2 separate regions of the Homo sapiens genome follow, and region 2 is linked to region 1. A link is a loop called in an ENCODE intact Hi-C map of the cell type or tissue named here. Cell type or tissue: PC-3. All regions are shown on one strand. Each heading gives the region's core, and the rest is flanking DNA. Links, peaks and the distances in the headings are about the cores only. Region 1 overlaps APCDD1L (APC down-regulated 1 like). Region 2 holds the start of LOC107985410 (a long non-coding RNA gene).

Region 1 (10,125 bases), core at 1,090-9,089:
GCCTCCCAGGTTCAAGCAATTCTCCTGCCTCAGCCTCCTGAGTAGCTGGGACTACAGGCGCATGCCACCATGCCCTGCTAATTTTTGTATTTTTAGTAGAGACAGGGTTTCACCATGTTAGCCAGGATGATCTTGATCTCCTGACCTCGTGATCCACCCACCTTGGCTTCCCAAAGTTCTGGGATTACAGGCGTGAGCCACTGCGCCCTGCCCCAAATACTTATTGAATGCCTGTTGTATGCCTGGAAATGAAATGGACTCTGGGTCTATATGGCTGCACATGATGGTCAGAATTCCTGTTCTCCTGGAGAGACTGACATTAATCAAATAGACTCACATCAGAGTAGAACTTCAAACCATCCCAAGTGTCTTGATGGAAATTTAAACAATGGCCAACAACTTCAATGATTTCCCAGTGCACTTGGTTCAATATCCAAGCTTTCTTGTGTAGCCTCGAAGCCCTTTGAAACTGGGTGCCTTTTTACCACCAGATCATCCACCCCATCCCACCGTGCTTTTCCACTGTGAGTCCCTAGTGCTGAAAGGGCAAACCTTTGGCTGCCTTGAGGCTATTGCCTGTGCTGTTCCATCCTCTGCTCTGTGCTGGGCTCTCCATCTTCGCGGAGATCTCGGCATAAATGGCATTTCCTGGCAGTGCATCCTTTCCAGGCACCCCTCTTCTGTTCACTCCATTCTCTTCTCTCCTGTGCAGCACTCATCACATCTGGCATTTATTATCTGCTTTCTTACTTCGGTTTACTTTTTTGACTTTTCATTCTGAAATAATTTCAGACTTACAAAAATGTTGCAAAAGTGGTAGAAAGAGTTCTAGTGTATGCTTTGTCCAGTTTCTCTACAGGTTAACATCTTACGCAGACATTGTGCAATGATCAGAACCAGGACGTTAACATCAATACAGTGTTCTTAACGAGTCTACAGACCTAATTCAAGTTTCATCCATTGTCCCATTAATGTCCCCTTTCTGGTCCAGCATCCAGTCCAGGATCCTGCATTGTATTGAGCTGTCATGTCTCCTTCAATCTGAGACATATCTTCTCTTTTTGTCTTCTACGACTTTGACACTTTTGAAGAGTAGTGGCTCTTATTTTGTAGTGTCCTTAGTTTGGGATGGTCTGATGTTTCCTCGTGAGTAAATTCTGCTCATGCGTTTCTGGTAAGAATGTTGTGGAAGCGATGGTGTATCTTTCCCAGTGCATCATCTCAGGAGGCACACCATGGCAATCATGCCATTCCTGGTGATCTTGACTGTGATCACTTGCTTAAGGAGGCATCTACCATGTTTCTCCACTATTAAATTACTACTTTTCTCTCTGTGATTAATGATTACCTTATGGGGATATACTCAGAGATAACAGAAATATCTTGTACTTCATTATACATTCCCTCACTAATTTTAGCATCTATTGATAACTGTCAATGATTCTTGCCTACAATTATTATTGGTGGTGTTTTCCAAATGGTCATTCTCTAGTTCCATCACTCTTTCTGAGTTTATTTTTGTTTTTAGAGATGGGGTCTCACTATGTTGCCCAGGCTGGTCTTGAACTCCTGAGCTCAAGAGATCTGCCTGTCTCAGCCTCCCAAAGTGCTGGGATTTCAGGCATGAGCCACTATGCCCAGCTCTTTCTGAGTTGATTAACAGTAATTGTGCTGTAAAGATGTACTGTCCCTTCTCTCCCATTTATCTTTTTATTCAATTATTTATATTACTATGAACTCCTGAATATTTATTTTACTTTATCGGTTATAACACATTACTATCATTATTTATTTTGTTGCTCAAATTGTCCCTGATTTGGCCATTGGGAGCTCCTCCAGTTAATCTCCTGTGTCCTTCCTGTATGTCTTTGTCATTTTAGGGGGAGTACTTCCTCATTTCCTGGTGCCAGAAGATCTTCCAGGATCATTTTGTATTTTTTTCAGTCCCATCCCTGAAACTGGCCATTTCTCCAAGGAGCTCTGATTCCTTTTATTGGAAAATGGTGTTTAGAAACCAAGATCTGGGTGCTAGGTGTGCTCACTGCTAGTGGGCTGTCACTTTAGGCTTCTTAACTTTTTCTTTTCTCCTTCCTTCCTTCCTTCCTTCCCTCTGTCCTTTCTTCCTCCCTCCTTCCTTCCCTTTTCCCCTTCCCTTCCCTTCCCTCATTTCTCCCTTCCTCTGCCTGTGACTCCACGAGTCTGCCAGCCTCATGAGGGCTGGGTCCTCATCTCTCTTGCTCACTGCTGATTCTCTAGCACCTGGCACAGTGCCTCAGGGATGCCCAATACATATTTGTTGTGTTAAGTCATGGAAAGTGCTTAGGACAATGCCTTCATAGACTAAGTGCTCAGTAAATGCTATTTATAATGACTACTTTTCGCTGAATGAATGAATGGCTTGTGGTCCATAGCAGCACGTGTGTGACTTCCTTGTTGACCCTTCTCCCACCCCTCAGGATGTGGCCATTACAGTCAGGCTTGAAGCAGGAGAGGAGAAAGACAAGGTTTACAGCTGTTGGGATTGCCAAGAATCTGGCTGAGGGCAAAAGGGTGATCAGTCAGGGAGTTCCCAGCAGGCTGGGGGCCCAGGCTGATCCAAGCAGGTAGAGAGGAAAGAGAAGTAGGTGAAGGGAGATTGGTGTGTGAGCATCAGATCATGTCACAGGCTTAGATGGGTTGGATCTGGCCTAAGAAGCGAATGCCAGGTGCTTTGCTTTAAAGCCTCTTTTCACCCTTGGAACCTGCCCTAGTGAAACCAGGATCCTGACATGGTCCTGCACCCCCAAGGAAGCCTCCACTAGCTCCACAGTCACATAATGCAAGCCATAAATGTCAGCCCTGCATGTGATTTTACTGGTGCATGTTTTCTAGTAGCCATGTTAAAAAAGCTAAAAAGAGACAGGTAAAATCAATTTTAATGATATATTTTATCCGGCTCCAAGTACTATATATTTCAACATGTAACAAATACAACGATTAATGAGATATTTTATGTGCTTTTCCCCCCCATACCAAGTCTTCAGAACTTGGTGTATATTTTATACTTACAGCACAACTCAATTTAGACAGGTCACATTTCAGGTGCCCTGTGACTACATGGCCAGATTAGACAGCAGAGCTCTAGCTCAAGGATGGAGCATGCATGTCACATTTTGCTGTATCAGAGGTTTTCAAGTTGGCTTCTGAAGACCCTGGGGTTATTTTTGAAACAGATAGGGCAACCCAGTGGGTAGGATGTAGTCTTTGACCCAGCTTTAGCCCAAACAGTCCCTATCTGTTGCTCTGTTTTATATACTGAGGTTTGGATTAAGATTTGCTTTTTTTTTTTTTTTTTTTCTTAAAATATCTGAAACCCTCTAGTTTATTTCAAAACCGTCAGCTTGAGGTAATTCACCTAGAAAGTTTGGACTTGGAGGAAGCTTACACATATTTTAAATAAAAATTTCAGCAATGGCTCCCTACCCAAAAAATAACCTCTCTTGATTAGAGGAGGCTGCCTTTTACAAATGGAGGAGATATGCTGGCTGCGATGGTGGCCCTGGCTGCGTGGCCATTAAGCTTCAGAGACCGGCTGTGGAAATGGAGCCATTCCAGCACTGCTGCAGCCAAAGATGTACTTTCCAATGAAGTCACTGCACAAAAGGCATGCAGGGTTTGCACCAGAACACCCCCAGAAGGCTGCAGATTGGATGCTATGACTGGATGCTGCATCAACAAACACAGAAATATGAAGACACACTTTGCATTCTAAGAAGCCCACCTCCAACCTCTGGTGTGAATGGCTGGTCCTCAGATACCTCACATGTCTCTCATTTGGCTATAATGGAATCTCCTCATCCACCTAATCCGAGAATCTTCGTGTTCAGGGCTGGCAGGCAAGTTGGGGAATGGGTTGGACTTTGCTACCTTGGGAAACACAGAAATTATATGCTCTAAACAAAGCACCCTCCACCCGCCGCAGCCTTCAGCATCCCAGCCCTGTGGAATGTGCCCTCCTCTGCTCAGTGCACTCAGAGAGTTGAAGGCTGCCCGAGAAAGTCAGTCAAGGGGTACCTGGCAGAGCAGGTCTGAGGATGTGAGAAGCAGAAGGGCCTTTGGATTAAGAAGCTGCGGGTTGACAGGTGATCAAAGGGACAGGGTTTGGTTAGCTACTGGCCCCCCAGTTCTCCATGAAAAGTCTCAGGTCAGTCTGGACCACGGGATGGAGGACAAAGGTGGGCCTTGCTTGGTACCACCTGGAGAAGGTGACTGCTTCATGTTTGTGTGACATGTGCTTAAGCCACAATGGAAAACGCTGCGTATGAGGAAGCGGCTGGCCACTGAGGATAACTCCCCGAGGCCTCTGCTTAGCCACTCCTGCTGAGGGAAAGGAAGTGCACAGTTCACAGAATGGGAAAGGAATGGGGGCCTGGGGAGACGAGTTCTGGCCCACCAAGCCTGGCTCATAAGCTAGGTTTTTCTGTTTGTTTGTTTAGGAATGTTCCAGAACGAAAACTGTGCACATGAAAACTCTCCCTTGGCCTCATGATAATGCTAATTATTCTTGCTCTGGCTGGAGCTCCCACCCAGTTGGAAACTGGAACATCCCAGCCACAGGCCAGCTGCTTCCAAAGAGCCAAGGAAGCAGGGTGACAGATGGAAGCGTTTCCCTTTTCACCCAGATGTTCCGGTGTTTTGGAGACAAGGCCTCGTTAACTTGACTTTAGCACCTGCGTTCCCAGCTTGCACGTTGGTCTGTAGACATTATTTATACCAAACTTGGCCAATGCTGTCCACTGATGCCAACATCCCACCTGGTGCTTGGAGGAGCCGGTGAGGGGATGATGACAGCTTGTAGCATCACTGCGTAGAAGGGGTTCTGAATGTGCCCAGATCTCACTGAATGTCCTGTTGCCTGCCCTAAGCGGTGTAGTTAGGAGTCAGTGTTTTCCAAACAGAATGTGTATCTGGGAGTCTCCCGTTGGACTGAACTTTTATTAGCTCTCTTGGCAGAAGGCTGAAGCTTTTATTGTTCTATAGAACAGGACTTCGGCAAGATAATCACAAGGTTTTGACACATTCAATAAGAACGAAGGTGTTCGTATACATCATGGCGAAGACCCCTCAGAACCCAGAAAGGGTGCCTGAGAGGGACTCCTGGGATGCCCCCTTGAGCGGCTGAACTCTTCATGGCCTTGGCAACTGGTTCTCCACCAGATCTTCCCCAGAGGGGCCAAGAATCTTGTCGGGCCGCAGAAATATTTAGGTTTTGAGGAGAGAGGGATGGAGGATGGTGGTTTCCATTGAGTACCCTTGGATCTGAGACCTGCCCAAAGATGTCGGGGGTGACTGGGAGGAACCCCAGCGTCGGGGGAGGCACACCACTCACCGAGCTGTTCTTGGGAGCTTCCACAAGGGGGCCCTCTTGAGCTTTGGTTGGGGCGATTGGGAGCCAGTGGCGAACCCTCACCCCGCCGGCTCCAGCTTCGGCCTCCAGCTGAGGGTCACCCAGCCTCCCTCGTTCCACCCAGTCCTTGCGGAAGAAGGAGCCCACCAAGGCCAGCTCTGGTGCCCAAACTTTCTTCCACGTGGGAGATCTTCCTTTCCACTCGCGCAGAGAACGTATTTAGAGACTGAAGGCAAAGGGTGAAGGGTCACCAAGCCTCGCCTCTTTCAGAGAAGTTTGCAACAACACAACAAAAGCTCCAGTTGGAACCACATAAAAGGGCATGTGGGAAGCTTCATAAACAATGAAACAAGACATCTCGGCTCCATGGGCCTCTCCCCAAAGACACATATACGGGGGCCTTTGGGTCAGCTGCGACGGGAAGCACTGAGATTTTAAATGCAAGAAAATTATTACAATTTAACAAATCAATTTTTCTTACATTGTATTGAGATTAAGTTCGTGGTCTCTTTCATACATTCAAAATAAGATATTTCCCTAGAGTGCAATTTTGTGGGAAAACCTACATCATGTTTCGGAAAACCCATTTTGCTAGGAGTTACCAGATTTTAAGATAGATGGTAATATTTAATTATTGCACTATTTTACCGTGTAGAAAATTAATGTGCTTTCGGAGTTTCAGGAGAAAGACCGGCTATAAGTCTGAACCCTATTTTTAAATTACCATATAAATAGAATCCCAAAGACGCAAATATTGGCTTAAGTGTTGCAGACAAGGTACAGGAAAATGTGTTGGCTTCCTAAATGTTAAATAAACAGGCTTGTAATTCTCACCTTCCCTCATGACCCTGGCCCAGCTGGGTTCTTACCCTCGGAAGAGCGCACGTAGCTCAGGAAGGGGACAAAGCGGTGCTAATTGGATGACCACAGCGGGTGAGTCATCAGAGTATCATGGTTACCACCACGATAACAAGATGCACGTTTTTGGTAAAGCTCTGGAGTCTTCGAAGCCCACATTCATGGATCTGCTCGACCCTTATCACAAACCTTCCAGATAGGGGTGATGACTGCCTCCATCTTACAGACCCCAAAACGGAGGCTCAGAAGGGAAAGCCTGACAGTATCTTGCTTCTGTCACACAACCCACAGGTGGAGAGGCCCAAATTCAAAACCGGGTCCGGTAACTGTAAACCCCTAGCCTCCTTCCATCTGCACTTACAGCCCCTGATCTTGGCTCGACATTTATTGAGCACCTACTGTGTGCTTGGCCATGGGGTTGCAGAGCAGAGAGGCATCTACAAGGGCTCAGGGTCTGACATTCCAAGCCAATTATTCTGCCCAGTACTGGTCCAGTTTACCAAAGGGAACTGAAAGAGAAGAGGGGCCTCCAGAGGGGCCCCACTGCCTATGTGTGCCTTGAGGTCTTGCAGGACAAGAAGCTGCTTGACAGATGGAGAGAGCTGTAATGGGCACTCCAGGCAGGAGCTGTAAAGGTAGCAGGGAGGTGTGAACTAGCAGAGAGAGATGGAGGAGGATGTAATTAGTCCATGTGTGATGGTGGCGCCGTGGGGAGGGTTGTCATGGGGAGAGCTAGAGAAGCACAGAGCGGCTGGTGCGGAGGGAGGCCTTGCTGCTGCTTCTTGGGGCTGGAATGTTCTCCAGGAGGTGGGCAGGGAGCTTGCAGGGGGTGAGATCAGGTGTATGCTTTGAAAAGCAGTGTTTTCTACGCTGGCTGTGCCTCCTGGGTGGCACTGCCCACCATTCCAGGGGTCCATGGTGGACATTTTACACTGGATTAATTTCATGTCTATTTTGACTCAATTCAATAACTGACACGTCAATCCTGGGTTGCTGTTAGGATGAGGCTAAGGCACAGAGGGATAGATTATTTTAAAAAATAAGTTAAGTGAGAATGAGCTAGTTGATGTGGAGAGAAATGTTGACTCAGTTACAGAACAGTAATAATCAGATGTGGCCAAATGGCCGGAATGGCACCTGGTGACAGGTGGTTGGAGGCCCAGGCTCTACGGCCCCCGCTGGCTTGTGTTAAGGATGATGTCGTGCACATTTGAGGGCTGGGGAAGGAGGGACTTGAGAGGGCCTGTGGGTACCAATTCAATTCATGAGCGAGGAGGTGAGGCTGGGGCCAAAGATGGGGAGGCCACCTTGTAAGGTGAAGTGGGGTGCAGCTCCTCAGCCTGGAACATGGATGATAATGGGCTGGAGAAGCCGGCCTCTGGAGAGGCAGAGTCCCCAGGGAAGTGGCTCTAGGGAGAAGGCTGAGGCAGAGGCCAGGGGAGGGGGCACAGTCAGAATGGGGAGCAAGTTGTTTGATAAGTAGGGTTGCAGATAAAATGCAGGATGCCCAGTTAAATCTGATTTCCATACACACAACAAAAAACATTTTAGCATCTGTGTGTCCCTAATATTGCATGGATGAGTGTGGCAATTTGGGTATGGACAGAGAAGAGGGTCAAAACCAGGGAGATGTGTGAGATAGATTGTGCTTAATGGTTTAATTATTATTTTTATGTAAGTTCTTTTATGCCATACATAGGGCAAAAAAAGAATAAATCAGAAAATGAGAAAAGCACAAAGATGATTTAAAAGCGCGTCCACAGTCACCTAACCCAGAATGAACTGCCATTAACCTGCTGGTATACATTACCCTCCAGCTTCTAGAGTCTGGGGATGCCAAAAGGCACAGCACAGGGACTCTGGTCCCCTCTGAACTTCCATCTCTACAACAATGCCTGGCCCACGGTAGGCGGGCAATACATTTTTGGTGAATGAATAAATAAATCTTTCTAGGCTTTTTTTTTCTTATACATATATAACTGCATTTATCCAATTATCATTTTTATAAAATGGGGTCATCCTATACCTATTATTTGAAATCTATTGTTTTAACTTAATAATAGATTTAGCGATCTTTGTGGAAGGTTGATTTTGTTTTTTAAGACTGTGGGGACTAACACACATTCACACATTCACAGTCTGCCGCGGAGGAACTAGAGATGATGCAGGGGCAGAAGCAGGAGATGTAATAACTCAGGGAGGCCGGTGCCCTAATCAAGAAGAGTCCAATAAAAACAGGCTAAACTCTTCAAACAAAAGAAATATGTGGCTTGCAGTGGAATTTTCAAAATGTATTAAAAAAGGTGTAAAATGAAAACTGCAAGTCTCTTCCTACCCCGAAGCCTTGGTTGCTTCCTTCAAACAGAATCACTTTAACAGTTCCTTGTGCATCCTCCCAGAAAATGGTTTCATGCCGATCTCTGCTATTAAAGTTTTTTTTTTTTTATGAATGCAATCTTTCTATCCACATCGTTTTGCATTTTGCTTTTTACACTTAAATTGTCAGAGATAGTTTTCCATCTCAGACTTATCTCTTATGGAAAAGACAAAATAGTATTCCATTATTTAGATGAATCTTGATGTAGCTAAGCAAGCCTCTGTTAATGGTCATTTAGGTTGTGGTACACACACACACACACACACACACAATTATCAAAACAACAATACATTGGACATCCTTTTAAATATGTCTTGGTATAAATATTGTGGGTCTCCACTGGAGAAATTCTTAACAGAAAAATTGAATATGCATTAATATGTCAATAGATTTGGCCAAATTGTCCTCCAAAAATACTGTTTCAATTTATCTTCCATCGGTGATGTACAAGAGTGCCTGTGTCCTTAGATCTTGGGCCACACTGGATATTAGCAAATATAGAAAGCAAAGTTTTCATTTTTACAAGTCTAACATATGAATATTGGAAGGGAAATGACAAGTTAATGAAGGTTTGTGGTTAACCGCACATTTTTGTGCCTACAAATAAACAAGGGGTGCAAGTTAATCAGCATATACTCCATTAACTTGGATTCTTACCCTTCTGTTTATTTTCACTGCCATCACTCTGGCTCAAGTCACCATCATTTTTCAGATGAAAAGCTGACAGGGGCCTCTCGCTGTTTCCCTGGCACTCACTCTGGCCCCTGTAATTCATTCTCCACGGAGCAGCAAGCATGATCTTTAAAAAATGCAAATCAGCATTCTGCTTCTGCAATACAGCTTATCTGAATATTCTGAGGGCCTTCCCCACTGTGCCTAACTAGATTTGGTATAAATTATACTTTTTCATAAAGTAGGGAAGCCTCTGAGTTCTCTGGCTCCCAAAGTGAGCTTAAGGGGGGCCTGCCTGTAGAGCCCCTCCTGAGGACAGATGTCAATGTCTTCTTTGACTGTGGCATGAGATTGGGCAGACCAGGGCCTAGAGTGGTTCCAAGCTGCTGATGCCCCTGGCTCCTGGGAGAAGCAAATATAAATAATCCCTAGAAGAAAGCATTATTATTTTCAATTCTAAGATTTTTCACAGATCAAGATCAAATAAATATGAGTTCTCAAAGGTCACCCAATACACAAGTAAGCAATCCACTATGGAGTAAGAGTTGGCAGAAGCAAAAAATGAACATCTCATGAATATCAGATATTGGAATTATCTATCACAGAATATAGAATAATATACATGAAATGTTTAATAAAGTAAAACATGGAATTTAAAAATTGAGCAAACAGCATGAGCCTGTAAAAATGACCAAGTAGATCTGGAAAATGAACAAATAAAACTTTGAGAAACAAAAATAACGTTGTTGAAATAAGAACTTAGTGGCTGGTTCAGGGAGCAGATTAGACACTGTTGAAAAGGAGATTAGTGAAATGGAAAATAGGTGTAAAG
Region 2 (10,125 bases), core at 761-8,760, 160 kb after region 1:
GCATAGCTGTCCCCTCCTTCCCTTCAGGGCTCAGCTCAAATGCCATTTGTTCTGAGAAGCATCCCTGGACTACCCCTGGTCCGAGCAGGCCACTCTTTTTGGTTTTCTCCTGGCATTTATCACTCTCTGGGATTGCATTGTTTATTCGTTGTTTATTTTCTGATTCCTCCTCCTAGAAAGTGAATGGTGGGGTGGGGGAGAGGAAGACAGGAATTACACTGGTTTTGTTCATCATTGTATCCTCAGAGTCCTCAACAGTGCCTAGCACAGGATGGGTAAATCTGCCGGAGTTCAACTGGAAAAGTGGAAATAGGAGTTATATACATGTAAATTATTTTATGGGATTTGTTATGGAGAATTGGCTTATGCATTTGTGGGAACCGGGTAAGCAGTCTTTGTCAGGCTGCGTGTCAAGTCTGATGCTGGTGTCAGGTCCACAGGATAGGCAGTCGAGAGGAAAGGCAGATGTCAAGTAGGGAGAGCAAGAACCCACGAGCACAAGCTAGAGCCCCAGGATGGCAGCCTGAAGCCCGTGGCTATTCTTGTTGCCTCTGACCACAGTGGTGAGGCTGTCCTGCAGAAGCCTAGCCCTTCATCACAGAGCTGAACACATACACGCGGCTGGGAGTCGAAAAGTAGCAAGAAGTTGCCGGGGAAGGTTGCGGGTGTTGTGGCAGGCTGCTTCACTCCAGTGAGGTGAGTCAGCAGATCAGCAGCAACGTGTGTCAACTGCAAAACACGGCTGCAGCCTCTCTTGCCTTCTGAATCTTGCAAGAACCTTCCAAGAATCTTCCCTGTGGTCCATCTGAACTGCAAACATGCAGGAAAGATAATTCCAGGAAATGCAGTTGAGCCTGGCCAAGTTAATAGTCTCTGAAGCCATCATAGGTCCACATCAACGCTGATGGATGAAGAGAGGGAGTGGTTTTAGACTAAAGTGTGAACTCCTTATCTGGCACACCAATCTCAGGGTCCAGCCTCTGCCTGCTATCAGCCACCTATCCAAAGTCTATCTGCTCTCCAGCCCCCATCAGGGTCTCTAAACCCTTGGGCTCATTTGGACTGTCCCCTCTGTCCAGAACCCTCTTCCTTGCCCATCTGCCTGGGTAACCCTCAGCACCTTCTAAGACTCAAGCTTTAAGCAAGACCTCCTTTTGGAGTCATTTCACATCAAGATTGAGTCACAGCCTCAGCTGTACTCCCCTCTTCATTCTCCTACCTGGAAACAACTATTATCCACATGTCTCATGTCTCTTTCCGGAGATGGCCTAGTCATTTACCAACAAAATGTATATTTCTTTTTTTCTCACATGTAAGATAGCATACAATACATTTTTTCTGGATCTTGTGATTTTTTTCTCTTAACACTATATTCTGAAGATCTTTCCAAATCAAAATATACAGAAATTCTTTATTCTTTTTAAAGGTTGCCTGAAGTTTCATGTGGGTGGACCAAATTTGTTTAACTTGTTGCTTTTGCTGGATGTTTAAATTGTTTCTCATTCTTCACTGGGATAAACAACACTGCAGTGAACATCCTTACACGTGCCTAGATCATGCTCCTGCCCCTTCTACACCTGGCCGACTTCCAGTGCTCTATAGGATTAACATAAATATCACCTCCTCCATGAAGCCCACCTAAATCTTTCCTAAATTGGGTTGGCTGGTTGCCCCACTTTGCCTCCTAGGCAGCTACTTGCACTGCAACACTTACCATGAGCTATTGATGTGTCCAACTTGCCCTGTGACTTGTTCATCTGTGAATGTCCTGCACAATTTCACAGTACCTGACACACAGTAGATACTCAATAAATGTTTGTGAATTCAATACACATCAAATTTAAACCCCTAACTCTTGGGGCCTCCAAATCTTGCTTCATTCTATTTTTTTTTTTTTTTTTTTTTTTGAGACAGAGTCTTGTTCTGTGCTCCAGGCTGGAGTGCAGTGGCACCATCTCAGCTCACCGCAAACTCTGCCTCCTGGGTTCAAGCCATTCTCCTGCCTCAGCCTCCTGAGTAGCTGGGATAACAGGCACCCAGCACCACGCCAAGCTAAATTTTGTATTTTTAGTAGAGACGGAGTTTCACCATGTTGGCCAGGCTGGTCTCAAACTTCTGACCTGAGGTGATCCGCCTGCCTCGGCCTCCCAAAGTGCTAGGATTACAGGCGTGAGCCACCATGCCTGGTTGCTCCATTATAATTTATGTGTCCACACCTTGCCCAGGCTCGTACAGATCAGTCAGGCTCTCTCGCCTGCCTTATTCTTAGCCCTGCTTCTTCAGCTTTGCTCCTACTGTTTGCTCTCGTCTGCAACACCCTTCCCTCTCTGAAGCCCTTTTCCATCCTTCAAGGCACAGGTCTTCCCCTACCTCCTCCATGAAGATGCTTTCATTGAAATATCATCTCTCCCCTTTCTGAACTGCTGCTGCCTTTATAGTCACTTTGGCATATTTTTTCAAGCTCCGTTGCTCACTAATTGTTTCCCGTCTGTTGGTTTTGTGTCCCCAGCTAGACTGTGAGTTCTTTGAGAGCAGAACTTCTTTATAAACTCTTGCATCTCCCACAAGGCTGGGCTCATGGTAGCTACTCCATACTTCTGTGTTGGTCAGTCAACTGGTTCTTTCATGGATTGAGTCAGATCCCGGTACCGACTGTTAACAACCTTGTCCTTGGGGCACTACGGAGGTGCCGGAAATCATCGTGCTGGTAACTGTCACAGTAGGAGGCACCCTTAGATGGGGGAGTCCACTGGAGTGCAGCTCCTCTTATCCTCCTACTGCACCCTACCTAGATTGGAGCTTCTGCAAGAATGAACCTCTCAGTTACACCACGTTTTATCACTCTAACGTCTTTATGGACCCCAAAAACATCTATCCTATGGAAGTCTCTCCTTTGGAAGACACAGATAACATGTGTCTTGGGTCCCCAGATTCTGGAATAGCTAGCTCCTCAGGAGAAACGGAGCACCCAGAGAGAATCAAATGAGACTCACCCAGACCCCCTGTCCAGTCATATTTCCAGAGATAATGTGACACAGTCTGACTGAATCAGCCTTGATTTCCATCAAGAAGACATGAAGTCCGGGCGCGGTGGCTCACGCCTGTCATCCCAGCACTTTGGGAGGCCGAGGTGAGTGGATCACTTGAGATCAGGAGTTTGAGACCAGCCTGGCCAACATGGTGAAACCTCATTAGCTGGATGTGGTGGCACATGCCTGTAATCTCAGCTACTGGGGAGGCTGAGGCAGGAGAATCACTTGAACCCAGGAGGCGGAGGTTGCAGTGAGCCGAGATCGCACCATTGCACTCCAGCCTGGGCAACAGAGCGAGACCCTGTCTTGGAAAAAAAAAAAAAAAAGGTCGAAGCACGGAGTATGCAGAGAATGTTCTGCAGGGCACAGGATTCAAGGCAGGGGTGGCTGGAAAGACCCTGGACACATCCAGCTTTGAGAGCAAAGTTAAAGAGTTATTTTTTTCTAATAGGCAGTAGGAAGACAAAGCAGTTATCTAATCAGGAAAGGAACATGAACAGATTGATATTTTTACAAAGGTGATGGTTTGGAAAGCATTCCACACCAGGGACCAGCACTGGAGGTGTGACGACCAGCTAGACAGTCTGTTGTGATTTTCCAGGCAAAAGAGGTGATAAGAGCAGTGAAGATGGAGAGGAGAGCAGACTGTTGATATTTAGGATGCAGAATCTGTCACGATGTGGTCCTGAGTGGTACATTGGCAGGTGGTGGGGGCAAATGGGAGCAAGGATGGTAAATGATACCAAAGGCTCTATTTAGGGGTGCCAATGAAAGATAAGGAATAGAGGAGAAGGAAGAGCATGCTTGGATGGGCAGCCAGTGGTTCACTGTTGAGCATGTAAGACACCTAGGCAGCTCCGTGCAGTGGAAAATCCACACGGATGCTCTGAATGAGAGGCAGAGTGTGTGCAGGAGGCCCATGGGTAGAGTGTGCGCAGGAGGCCCATGGGTAGAGTGTGCGCAGGAGGCCCATGGGTAGAGTGTGCGCAGGAGGCCCATGGGTAGAGTGTGCGCAGGAGGCCCATGGGTAGAGTGTGCGCAGGAGGCCCATGGGTAGAGTGTGCGCAGGAGGCCCATGGGTAGAGTGTGCGCAGGAGGCCCATGGGTAGAGTGTGCGCAGGAGGCCCATGGGTAGAGTGTGTGCAGGAGGCCCATGGGTAGGCGGGACCTGCCACTGTGGTTAGGTGAAAGGTAACAGAAAAGCAAGGACTTAACACTGGGGAAAATCAAAATTTGGGGGCTGGGCCTCAGAGGGATGATGAAGGAGGAGAAGCAGGCATGACCAAAGTTCCAGAAGCCAGAGGAGTGGGTTTGAAGGAGAGGCATATAGCAGTGTGCAAAGGGCACACAGTGGGTTGAAAACAGACCCAAGGTAGAAATCTGTTGCATGCGAGCACCCAACATCACTTTTCTTGGTTCTAACACGCTGATTTCAGAAGAGGCGAGTTTATAATCCATTGTGTTTGGATGGATCAGACCCTGGCACCCTCCCTGAGTTCAGAAGTGGTCACGTGATCCTGGTCTGACCCATCTGATGATCACTACTTTCTGGCTAAGTTTAGAATTTCAGGATACTAGCTCACATCTGCAATTCCAGCCTTTGGAAGGCCCAAGGCAGGTGGATAGTTTGAGCCCAGGAGTTCGAGACCAGCCTGGGCAACATGGTGAAACCCCATCTCTACAAAAAGTATAAAAAATTATGGCTGAGTGTGGTAGCTTATGCCTGTAATCCCAGCACTTTGGGAGGCCAAGGTGGGTTGATTCTTTAAGCCCAGGAATTCGAGACCAGCCTGGACCCCATCTCTACTAAAAATATAAAACTTAGCAGGGTACAGTGGCACATGTCCATGGTCTCAGCTACTTGGGAGGCTGAAGTGGGAGAATCATTTGAGGTTGCAGTGAGCTATGATAGCGCCACTGTACTCTAGCCAGGGTGACAGAGTGAGACCCTGTCTCAAAAAAAAAAAAAAAAGTATAAAAATTAGCCAGGCATGGTGGTACCTGCCTGTAGTCCCAACTACTTGGGAGGCTAAGGTGGGAGAATCACCTGAGTCTGGGAGGTTGAGGCTTCAGCGAGCTGTGATTGTGTCGCCACATTCTAGCTTGGGAGACAGAGTAAGACCCTGGCTCAAAAAAAAAAAAAAAAAAATGAATTCAGGGATAAGGCTATAACTCATGACAGGCCAATGAGAGTCCATTCTAGGACTTTTGAAACCACTGGAAAAGAGAAATTTCAATCTATTGGGGTTGCTGTCCTGTGAGATAACAGGGCAGAGCTTCCAGAGAGCAATCTGCCACCTCCTGGGGTTCACTGGCTTGAGAATGAAACCAGCACAGGGGAAGAAAGAGCTGAGAGATAGAAACTCCTTGTTGATATGTTTCCTCCTCTGGATCCAGCTACGCATAGATGTTTGGGCCAACACATTTGCTTTGAAGCTTAAGTCCATTTGATTTGGGTTCTGTCCCTTGTGACCAAAGGAGTCTTGAGCCATGCATGGCCACATAGCTAATAAGGGGCTGCTGGTTGCACAGGCAGCATCTGGAGAAGGCTGGAGTCCAGCCCTGCACTTGCACATCACACAAATTACCACGAGCAGGTCAGTGGTCATGGCCATGGGAAAAAAAACTAGAAACGAGTGAGTTGGCTATGTTTCAATACCTGCTAGCGGAAAAACACAATGATTTCCTTTATGTTTTTCAGGGTTTGAGTCATCCAGGTCAGTCCTGGCTTGGCACATTAACTTATTGTTCCTGCCAAGGGAGATGGTTAAGATGGGAGGGTTGATTTATTTGAGTACACATGTGTCCACATCATCCTGGAAAAAAAGTAAAATGCAGATATGCTTTGCTGGCATGTGTTGTGACCCAAGAGGCCTCTTCTTGGCCTCAAAGACCAAAAGCCACGATGTTAGACATTGTTTCAGTCTTGAACTTGACCAAGCATGGGCAGGCACCTGGTATGATGGTGACATAAGGGCCCTGGGAGAGGAGAGTCCTCTCCCCACACGGTGGACAGGGTAGGAGGATTACTTTCTATTGAATAGTCTGAGACAAGAGTGGTGAGAAGGAGCCAGTTATTTGAAGAACCTAGGAAGGAGAGCAAAGCAGGTGCTAAGGAGGTGTGAGGAATGGTGGGAAGGCTAGTGTGGCTGAAAAGGGGTGAGCGAGGGGGACAGAGAACTGCCCTAATCTCTCCACCCATTTTGAGTCTTGACTGTCTGGTATTCTCTAGCACTTAATATAGTTAATCTCACCTTTTGTGCATTAATCCATCCAGTCATCCATTCCGCAAACATTTATCACACCTGACAGTGTAGGGGGTGCTGTCTTCAATGAAGGGTTCACCAAGCAGAAGGGGCAAGACACATCCCCCGCCACTACCCCCACCAGGCAGAGAAAGGCCTGTGAGCCAAGTCCTGGAAAGAAAAAAGCTCACCATTTAGGTGGGGCCTGTTGGGCAGGGCTTTGAATGCCCAGGGGGCACTCCGCCATGTGGAAAGTGTAGAAAACCTAAATGCAGAACTCCAGGAAATACTGATCTATGGGAAAAAAATTGTACTGAAATCCATGATTCTGGAATAAATCAGATCTAGTCTTATACTATATTCTAATACAGCCAAGTGGTGGCAGGGACTGAAGGTTTAAGAGAAAGCGAGAAGAGAAACACTTAAGATGGAGACTACTCCATTAATTAGCTTCATTTTTTTTTTTCTGACAACCAAGAAAAGTCCATCATTAGTTAATATTAGTGATGCCCAGCTTGGTTCAACTTAGAGCACCTGTTTTCTGCTGAGCGTCATTTGAGATCGGCTGGCATGGGCCAGAGGGAGCTGTTTCAGGGCCTCAATCAGGCAGTGACATGATCAGATTTATGCTTTGGAAAGGTCACTGTGGCTGCAGGATGAGGAGGGAAGAGACGGGTGGTTGTTAGCAGGCTGCTGGGAAAATGTACACGATGAGAACCAGAATTTGGGTAGAGACAGTGGAGATGCAAATTCCCTGAAGGCAAGAGTTTTGCTGTTTCATTCTTTCAGCAGTGCCTGGCAAGAGATAGGCACAGCCACTGGTAGATTTTTAGAAATGCCTACTGTATTGAATTGTCTGGTATTAAAAGCTACGGGACTCCAGACAAAACAAAAGTGTTGCCTCTCTCCAGAGTCTCCCTTCTTGGGAGAGGCATCATAGCTGAAGACAGACCCAGATAGGGAGTTTTCTGTTGTTGGAAATACTCAAGGTTTTGAGGAACTATTTGGGGACACAGAACACACAACTCCTGTTACCCGAACCTGGCCCGAATCTGTCTGTCAGATCTGTGCAGACGAGACATATGTTAGGCCTGGGGGCTTTTGCTGCTTGATAAGCAAACAACCATCTGTCTTTCTATAGGTGGGAGAAAGACCAATGTTAAAAGGTGTCTTTGAGATGGTTTAGCCCCCTCTTCCACATGAGTGTGCACTGCAGACACATCTGGATTCCCAAGGTCCAGAACAAGAAGCTCGGAAACGTGCTTAGATTTCCAAGTGTTCAGTTCTCAATACCATGCCATTCTCTTTGGAGTTTATGATGCCTTCCAGGGAGAGCAGAGCCCACGTGAGCTTTCCAACAGTAAGACTACTGCTGTAATAAATCATATTGCCCATTTGTGGCGCACTTACTCTATGCTGAGGTTGTATAAGGGCTTACATGAGCCCTATCTCATTTAAATTGTTTTCACCAAAGGGTGTGTGTCCCACTGCTGACCTGTTGAGCTAACCATCCCCTCTCAGTACTTGAAAACCTGCACCTGCCCAAGCCATGGCCTGGCTTCAATGGGGCTTCCTCCTGCACTGAATGAGATGACAAGAAAACAATGAAACACTTGTCCCCAAAAGTGACTTATTGGATTCGTTGGCAGAATGTTAGAAAGTGGGTATGAAGCCCAAGAAACAGGACACGGAGCCTCACCAAGCCCGAGGAGTATTACCGAATCCTAGCCCAGGCCAAGAATGAGTCACAATGAAAGCTTTTAAAATGTAAAACCATCAACCTAGATTTCAATTCCAAGGAAACACATACTTGGCCATGGGGGAATGCTTTAAAAAAAAAAAAAAATCAAGCTTAAGTCACTTGACAGGAAAATAAAACAGCCAAGGAACATTCAAATATAATGATTTACATCCTTCCCCAACTCCCTTCCAGTGTGGGTCAGGGCGAACATGGACCATGGACGTGACTGGAGCCAGGGGTGCATGCCCTCTCTGGGCTCCCTCTTGGTTAACACTATTTCAGGCACACAATCCCATACCTAAACACAGCCTGCTTAGAGCTGCACCGTGCTGCCTTTGGGGCCTGGTCAGAGCTGCACGGTGCTGCCTTTGGGGCCTGGTCAGAGCTGCACGGTGCTGCCTTTGGGGCCTGGTCAGAGCTGCACGGTGCTGCCTTTGGGGCCTGGTCAGAGCTGCACGGTGCTGCCTTTGGGGCCTGGTCAGAGCTGCACGGTGCTGCCTTTGGGGCCTGGTCAGAGCTGCACGGTGCTGCCTTTGGGGCCTGGTCAGAGCTGCACCGTGCTGCCTTTGGGGCCTGGTCAGAGCTGCACGGTGCTGCCTTTGGGGCCTGGTCAGAGCTGCACGGTGCTGCCTTTGGGCTGCTATGCCAACTTCTTGGATTTTCCTGACCTCCCCGCTGTTAGGCTCTTGGGTTGCTTGGGGTGGCTGTTTTGGGAATACCAGGATTTTTCTTCCATTATTTGTGTGCAAGCAGTGTTCATTTCGCTCAAAGAAATGGAAGCTTGATTGATCTCCTAAATGTAAGAATGAGATTGTCCTGTAATAAATATTTAAGACTGACCAGGAAAGGCGACCACCATCTGCTGAAACACAAGACCAGGAATTACTTTGCTAAGCTTCCTGAACGGAGGGAATGAATGAATAACCATCCTATATAATATTTGCTCAGCACCTGGTAGTTTACAAAGAGTTTTCACTTACCTTATTTGATCTTCACAATAACCCCAGAGAAGTAGACAGGGCGCGGATTACGAGGATTACGAAAAACCCACATTTTTTTCTTTTTTTCTTAACAGATAAGGGCTCTAAAGGCTTAAAGTCACTCGAGGGAGGTCAGAGAGTTTGGGGACTAAATCTCGAGTCTCTCATTAATTCATGCACATATTTAAAAAATATTTATCCGGAGCCTGTTCCAAGCCAGATGAGATGGCAGTGGGTACAAAGATGAATAAAACACTGTCCCTGCGTAGGAAGAAGATCACGTTCTAGCCTGGGGGAGAGCGCCAGGAAAAGTAAACAGGTCCCCCCCTGCTTTGTGAGGTGATGAGTGCTGGGGAGATAGGAAGAGAGTGGGGACCATGTTTCTAATCTGATTCTCCTACCGACGACCAGCTCAGTTGTTATTTACAAATACCTGTCCCCTAAAGGGGGGAGCGGGGTTGGGGGGGCTTGGCCGTGCTGCTGGGGTCAGAGCTCGCAGGGGGGTTCTGCCGCAGTGTGGGGACAAACTCTCCCTTATTGGGCAAATATTTCCCGGGGCGCTACGCTAAGCACACGGGCTCCCCGAATTTCCCTCCCCAGGGCCTCTCTGTCTTTGGATGGCCTGTCAGCAAGTCCCTGCAGCCTCCAGCCCGGCCCGCGCGGCGACCCAGTCCCCTGTCGCCCGAATCTTCCACCGCTGCGAAGCGTCCCCGGGCGAGCGCCCTGCTCTCCGCGCTGCGCGGAAGCCAGAGCCGGTCCTCACAGTGAACTCGCCCAGCCCTGCTCGCGGCTCTCTCGATTTTATGTGGGTTTCGTTGGATGCATTTTGTTATTTGCCTCAATGGATGTTTCACATTAATTTTTAGTTGCACAACGAACGCGCGGGAACATTCTCCGTGAGAGAAAAAGCACGGGTGGGGGGCGGTTACCGGTGCTTCCCCCGGTCGCCTGGGGGTCCCGCACGCGCCCCGCGGGTGCCGCTGTCTGGCTGGGGTCCCTGGGTGAGCCGCGGGCACCGGCTTCGCGTCTCCCCGGGCGCGACTCCGCTTTGCAAGCGCTCAGCACACGGGAAACCCTCGGAAAACACACACGTGTGTAAAGTTTGTTCCACGCAGAAACAAAGGACG

Evidence for each region. A loop is a pair of places that touch in the nucleus more often than their neighbours do. Peaks named below come from ENCODE experiments on the same cell type or tissue, not always from the same donor. Only the 100,000 strongest peaks of a DNase experiment are listed, where the experiment ranks them.
Region 2: it touches region 1 in a loop (6-fold over the local background); 20 of 110 quality-filtered maps call a loop at or near these places.

The regions. Positions count from the first base shown.
Region 1 is chr20:58,476,277-58,486,401 of GRCh38, forward strand. The region is part of intron 1 of APCDD1L (APC down-regulated 1 like); the gene reads right to left. Among named protein-coding and RNA genes, the nearest start is that of APCDD1L-DT, 34 kb to the right of the region's middle. In PC-3, for the core only: CTCF peaks have their summits at 5,399 (motif pointing right) and 5,605; a DNase peak (open chromatin) is centred at 5,395.
Region 2 is chr20:58,639,991-58,650,115 of GRCh38, forward strand. LOC107985410 (a long non-coding RNA gene) reads right to left here and starts at 9,645. Exons shown (of 3, transcript XR_005647058.2): 1 at 8,999-9,645; 2 at 1,715-1,787; 3 at 133-901. RefSeq lists a silencer at 7,503-7,797 and an enhancer at 8,485-9,022. In PC-3, for the core only: no CTCF peak of the experiment used is centred there; DNase peaks (open chromatin) are centred at 5,741 and 7,991; H3K27ac peaks cover 3,934 bases.